2 separate regions of the Homo sapiens genome follow, and region 2 is linked to region 1. A link is a contact called in ENCODE POLR2A ChIA-PET data. All regions are on one chromosome and are shown on one strand. The core of a region is the stretch at or near the end of the contact, and the rest is flanking DNA. Distances in the headings are between cores, read along the strand shown. Region 1 overlaps TRERF1 (transcriptional regulating factor 1). Region 2 holds the start of DLK2 (delta like non-canonical Notch ligand 2).

Region 1 (3,255 bases), core at 297-2,796:
AAAGAAAGTATTGGGGTGCAAAAAAGAAAGTACTGGGGTGCTCACAGAGAGGGAGCGGCTCACGAGACAGAGACAGCAAACCTCAGCTGGGGTAGATTCTGGACATCTTCCCCAAAAAAGGCCATGAAAGTGGGAGGGAAATAAGGCCCAAAAAAGCAGGTAAAAACGAGGCTGGTGCTAGGTTGTCTCCCAAAAATTCACGGCCACCTGGAATCTTAGAATGTGATTTTATTTGGAAATAGGGTCTTTGCAGACATAGTTAGTTAAGATGAGGTTATACTCATCTTAAGCTCACCTAATCCAATGACTGATGCCCTTATTTATAAAAAGAGAAAATAGCGACACACACATACACACACACTCACGGAGAATGCCACGTGACAATGGAGACAGGGATTGCAGTGATGTTGCTACAAGCCAAGAAACACCCAGGATCGCCAGCAGCCACCAGGAGCCAGGAGAGAGGCACGGAGCAGTTTCTCCCTCAGAACCCCTGGACGGAACCAACCTTGCCAATACCTTGATTTCAAATTTCCAGAACTGCAAGAGCAGACATTTCTGTTGCTTTGAGTCATCCGGTATGTAGTACTTTGTTTCAGCAGCCCTAGAAAGCTAAGACAAGGCAAGGTCCAGGCAGGCTGTGCACATTGTGTTAAGGAGTTTGTACTCCACCCTGCAGGTGTGGGGCAGATTGTAAGCAGCAGAATGGGATACATTCCAGAGCGCATTTTGTAACCGGAGCTTATATCCTTCAAATCTATGGTCTCCAGTCCTAGAGCTGTTAGTGTCCTCCAGGGCTTCATTGTCCACTGTCCATGCTTTCCCTGCCCACATTCTTCTTGCTGGGCTCATCCGCACTGACAGACTTGAAATTCCATGAGACCCCCCCCAGGCCTTGCCACAGAGCCCGCTTGCAGAGAACCTAGCTCCCAACTTGGTGCCAGGCATGTATGGGGCACTCCGTGGGTGCCTCTCCGGCCACTCACCACTCTGCCTGACCCCACCCCACCTGCAAGAGGGAACATGCTGTGCCTGGGAGTCTTGAGTACTAGACTCAAGTACTAGAATCTGTTTGCAGATGGTGCCCGACTCCAGCCAGGACATTCTTCTGAGCAGATGCCTCTAACTGTAGTTCCCATGGGTTTCTCAAGCTCAACATGTCAAAAGGTAATCTCAGCTCAACATCTTTCACCTTATTTCTCTTGGGTTCCTCCTCATCTTTGTCAATGGTGCCACCAAGCATCCAGTAACATGCTAAAAGCTGGGGGTCACCGTAGACTCCCCTGCACACCTCCACATCCAGGGAACTACAAAATTATCTCTCCATTCTAGTCCTACTTTTTCACTCCATAGCACAATTCTAATCATTTCCTCTCTGGATTCTTGCTGTGGCCACGTGATGCATTTTCATTCCTCTAAGACTCCCCCTTTTCTCCCCTACCCCCACCCCAATCCAGCCGTCTTGAATGTGAAGCCAATGCTGACTCCAAGAAGCACGGCTTTCAGAAAAGCTACCTCCAGCCCACTGCACCCAGCCTGAGGGCCTCTGGTGATTCACAGGCCTTAACCCTGTCAGGAGCCCCACCCAACCTCATTTCCTTATCCTCTCACCCCAGCAGGATACTCTCCTCCTGCCTCTTGATCCTACCGTCTAACCGCTCTCTGTGCCGATTCCTGCTTCCTATCAGAGCTAAGCAAGTGCAGAATCCAAGGCCCTAAGGAGCTAATACCTCAGGGCTGCTGCTTTCTCTTACTAGGAAACTCTCACTTTGGGTTTTCTTTGTGTTCATCAAAAGAGAACAGTTCTCATTTGCAGGACTAAGAGAATTCCTCTTGCCTAAGGGTGGGACAGGGAGATTGAAGGGTCACTAAAAGTTTTACATATTTAGTCAAAGCTAATATACCCACCCCCAGGCTACAGTCAGCAGATAGGTCAGTTTCTCAGGGGGCTGGATAGGGTTCAAAGTTGCAGACCAGTGTAACAGCAACCACCACTTACAGCTGTGCTCCAGAACTCTGGGTATTATTTAATCTTCACGGTAACCCTACCAAACTAGGTGCTGTTATCACTGCCACTTTATAGACAGAAAAGTGAGGCATTAAGGGTTAAGTACTCTGACTCAAAGTCTTACAATTGGGAAGGGAAAAGGCAGCAGTTAAGGACCATCCCAGCTGTGTTCCAGTGAGGTCACTTACAAGGAAGGGAGGGAATTTGGTTCACACAGCCTTAAGATGCGAGGCCCCAGCACACAAGGTTATACTGATGTGTGCTCAGGGATGGAGACAGAATTTGAATCTCCTCCTGTGGGACTCTCTAGGCCTCCATTTCCTTATCTGAAAAACAAGAATGATTAGCCCCACCCAGAAGAGTTATTGGGAGGATTTAAATTAGATGATGTACGTTCAATTACAAAGCAAAATGCCTGGCACACAGAAGGTGCTGCTTCAAACTGAAAATAGACGGGTCTGGTGCGGTGGCTCACACCTGTAATCCCAGCATTTTGGGAGGCCGAGGTAGGCAGATCACCCGAGGTCAGGAGTTCAAGACTAGCCTGGCCAACATGATGAAACCTTGTCTCTCAAACAAATACAAAAATTAGCCAGGCATGGTGATGCACATCTGTAGTCCCAGCTACTTGGGAGGCTGAGGTGGGAGGACTGCTTGAGCCTGGGAGGTGGCAGTTGCAGTGAGTTGCGATCACACCATTGCATTCTATCCTGGGCGATAGAGCCAGACCTTGTCTCAAAAAAAAAAAAATTAAAAAAATTAAAAAAAATAAAAAAAAAATAGGGAAGGGGCAGAAGATCAAGACAGAGAGAAGCAGGCAGGGGGAAGCAACTACCTGCCCCTGTGGAGTACAGGGAAAGTGTTACTGACCCACCATGCAACAAAGCCCATGACACAGAAGCACCGTCATTTCCAAGGGGCAAGAATCCTTTGTGATCACAAAAATAACAAGAGCAGCAGCTAGTGTGTATGGAAGACCTGGAAAGTTCCAAGCACTTTCCAGATACAACTCAGTTAGTCCTCCTCATATCCCTAGGAGGTAAGTTAGTCATCCTCATTTTACAGAGGGAGAAACTGAGGCTCAGAAAAGTTGGCTGACTTGGTCACAGTTATGGAGGCTGGCAGCTGTAAAGCTGGGACCTGGCCCCAGGTGACTAACTCCAGGTCCCACATCCTATCAACTGCTTCCCGAAAATCAGTCAGACCCCCTTCCTGGTTCCTGACCTTCCTCTTCCCTCTTCATCTCA
Region 2 (3,487 bases), core at 198-2,697, 1.1 Mb after region 1:
TTCCCTTTTTCCTTTATCTTTCCATTTCCTCATGGCACCCAATCCCCAAGCTCTCTCAAGCTTTAGGTCTCTCTCCCTGTCAGGAGTTCAGACAATCCCTGGATCAGACTTGGGAGATTAAAGAAGTGGGGAGATAAAAACTAGAAGAAGCAAGAGAGGTGAGGTAAAGGGGAAAGGGGGACTGGCCAGTCAGCCATAGGAGTGATGAGGCATGAAGAGTAGAGTCTGAAGCCCCTAGACACTGTTGTGCACGTGAAGGGCTTAGAAATGGGTACCAAAGGGTTTGGGGGCACGTGCTCAGGACAGGTACCTGCAGGAGCCGTCAGGTGCACAGCAGCCGTGGGCCAGGTCACAGTGGGAGCTGCAGTCATCGGCTGCAAGAGATTGATGTGGGAGGGGTGAGTCTGAGTCAGGGCACAGCTCGCTGGGATGCGGGACTCAGGAGAGGATTGGGGTTCCAGTAACTGAGCGGACTCAACCCTAGGGCAGGACATAACACAGAAACTCATCCCATTCCAAAAAGGCAACCTCGGTCTTGCTTGCCCCGCGGGTCGGAGCGACTGCAGTGCCGCCTCCGGCCGGCAGAGGTCAACGTGCAAGCGAGGACGGCTGGACAGGGCCGCGACTGGAGCCCAGCGGGCGCGCTCACCTCGGACAGGCTGACCGGGAGCCCCCAGAATGCACAACAGGCACACGAGATGCAGGCAGCGGCAGCCGCTGGGCATGGTCAGCGCCGGCCCCAGGAGGGACGGACGGATGGACGGCCGGACGCGTGGACACCTGTGGGACGGCACCGGTTGGGAGGCGGCCGGACGCGGAGATAGCGGCACGGATACGGGTTCCAAGTGACAGGAGCCGACGAGGGAGAGGGGCGCCGGGACAGAAGAAGGGGATGGGGGTAGCGGGAGGATGGGGGCAGGGAAGGGTTGAGCAGGCGAAGAGAGCGAGGAGAGCGAAGACAGGAACCCGGGAGCGGGGTCTGCAAGGAGGGGAAAGATGGGCATCGCGGAGCGAGGCCAGGCGCGGGAATGGCTGGGGTTGGGATCGTAGTCAGGACGGAGGGGTCCGCGGGATGGGGACAGCGCCGAGAGGCGGCCTCGAGCACGGAGGGGACGCGGGGGCCGGAGGGAAGGACGGTTCCCGGCAGCGAGCAGTCTCCGCCCCACAGCTCCGACAGCCCCCCCCCCCGCCACCACCACTCTCTCCCACGTCCCCTTTCTATCTCCGCCGCGCTGGGTTCGGCGGCGGCGCGGGGCCTGGAATCCCCACCGCGCCCTGTCCCCGCAGTCCTCACCTCCGGCGGGGAGGTGGCGCGCCCCGGGGCGCAGAGAGAGGCCGGATCCGACGGGCGCCGCCGAGGGGCCGTGAGGGAGCGCGGGGCCGCCCCTAGCTGGCCGCGGGGCCGGGCGCCGAAGCGGCTGCCATGCGAGCCGAGCGCTCGGGAATCTGGGGCTCCAGGCGACCCCGAGCGGCGGCAGCGGCTGCTCCTCGCGCGCGCTCAGGCCCCCTGCCAGGGGCGGAGCCCGCCCCCACCCCCATCCCCCCCCCCGCGACGCACGGCGCACACCTAGCACCCGGCGCGCCCCGGGGCCCCGGCCCTCCGCGGCTACCCAACGCCCCGAACCCAGCTTCCTTCCAAGAGAGGAGGAAATCTTAGGAGTCTCAATGGGAGCAAACTATTAAGCCAAAGGAGCGCAACCCCGTTATTCTCTCATCTCCCATGCCCACTTTCCCGACCAGCGCTCCGCGGCCCACGCCCCAGCCCTGCCTTCGCTTGTCCGCCGCTCATCACGCTTCTCATATAGATCTATGCACACGCAGGCAATCGCTCCCCGCCCTCCGCCTGTCACCAGCCCACGCCTCCCCGCTTGTAAAGCCTTCATCACCTGCTTCATCTGTGTGCTCCTCTGCTCCTCCTCGCCCTCCGCTTCTTCCTGTCCACGTTGCCGTCTCCAGCCTTCCAAGATCAACCTATCCCTATATAAATATCAACCCGATCCACCCAACCACACCCCGGCCCTACCCCCACCACCCTTCCCTCCCTCAAGTCTCAGCCCTTCCACCCCATTCCTTTTTGTGACTGCCTCTGAGAATCCTTTCTGGACTGGGAATGCCCCTGACTCTGTAAATGTGCACACAAAACCCCCTCCACCGCCAAGTCTTCTCCTGTACCCCATCACGTTCGTCCTTGGCCTCAGGCTAAACCTCAACTGCCCAAACCTGGAGCTCAGATTCAGAGAGTAACGGAGGGGGAGTGGGGGAAAGCTGCCCTCCAGGCCTCTTTGCCCCCTTCTGGCTAATGGCTCAGAGACACATTTCAAGACAAGGACCCAGCCAAGCTCGGTGGGCTCACGCCTATAATTCCAGCACTTTGGGAGGCTGAGGCGGGCGGATCACCTGAGGTCAGGAGTTCGAGACCAGCCTGGCCAACATGGTGAAACCCGTCTCTATTAAAAATACAGAAATTAGCCAGGCGTGGTGGTGCGCGCCTGTAATCCCAGCTACTCGGAAGGCTGAGGCAGGAAAATCGCTTGAAAACCCGGGAGGCAGACGTTGCAGTTAGCCAAGATCGCGCCACTGCACTCCAGCTTGGGGGACAGAGCAAAACTCCGACCCCCGCCCCCCCCCAAAAAAAGACAAGGACCCAGAACATAATTTCTAGTTTGTGCAGGACAACAGGGCAGAGGTCAGGAACGCTAGCGCCCATCTCTAGTCCTTCAGATTGAGATTTCACCATCTTTAAATTCAAAACATCGGAAGGAGCAGTCGCTAGTCGGGGCAGAGCAGCTTCCCACCTTCACACAGCCACCTCCACAGGCACAGAGCCCCAGGGCTCATTTTTCCTGCAGTCTCCATTGGATATAACACTTACACCCACTCAGCTCCCTAGCTGGCCTCCTCTCAGCTGTGATCGCCTCTTCCCTGAAGAGCTCTCTGAATTTGAGTAATGACATGGCTGTACCATTCATTTTGTTTAAACACATTTTTTTTTTTGGTGAAAAATTGCAAACAACCTATAATTCAAAAATTACTGTAGGCAAATAAATTATGGCACATCAACACTATGTGACTGTTAAAAATACTTTTTTTTTTTTTTGACGTCTAAAGATGTCCAAAAAAGCTAAGAATATGTAAAGTGCGGTGGGGGGAAGCCGGAAACAAAGAAGAACGTACTTTGACATTGGCAGTGCTTTTCTCTGGATGATCGAATTATAGAGGTTTTTTTTTTTTTCTTATTAATACTTTTCAGCATTAACACTTTTTTTTTTTTTTTTTTTTTTTTTTTTGAGACGGAGTCTCGCTTTGTGGCCCAAGCTGGAGTGCAGTGGCGCTATCTCGGCTCTCTGCAAGCTCCGCCTCCCAGGTTCACGCCATTCTCCTGCCTCAACGTCCCAAGTAGCTGGGACTACAGGCGCCCACCACCCCGCCCGGCTAATTTTTTTTTGTATTTTTAGTAAAGACGGGGTTTCACCATGGTAGCCAGGAT

What was found. ChIA-PET counts read pairs that join two places held with the same protein, here RNA polymerase II (POLR2A).
Region 2: POLR2A ChIA-PET joins it to region 1 with 11 read pairs in T-cell. The contact joins the promoter of DLK2 here to the enhancer-like site in region 1. POLR2A ChIA-PET finds 5 or more read pairs at or near these places in 2 of 52 experiments (T-cell and activated naive CD4-positive, alpha-beta T cell).

What each region holds. Positions count from the first base shown.
Region 1 is chr6:42,403,050-42,406,304 of GRCh38, forward strand. All of the region lies in intron 2 of TRERF1 (transcriptional regulating factor 1), which reads right to left. Among named protein-coding and RNA genes, the nearest start is that of TRERF1, 47 kb to the right of the region's middle. Within about 2 kb of position 1,547, at least 17 of the 41 ENCODE cell types and tissues checked have a DNase peak (open chromatin) inside an H3K27ac peak, as active enhancers do.
Region 2 is chr6:43,454,101-43,457,587 of GRCh38, forward strand. DLK2 (delta like non-canonical Notch ligand 2) reads right to left here and starts at 1,448. Exons shown (of 6, transcript NM_023932.4): 1 at 1,295-1,448; 2 at 650-780; 3 at 311-374. The coding sequence starts at 725. RefSeq lists enhancers at 427-476, 2,105-2,946 and silencers at 1,007-1,086, 1,117-1,166, 1,267-1,506.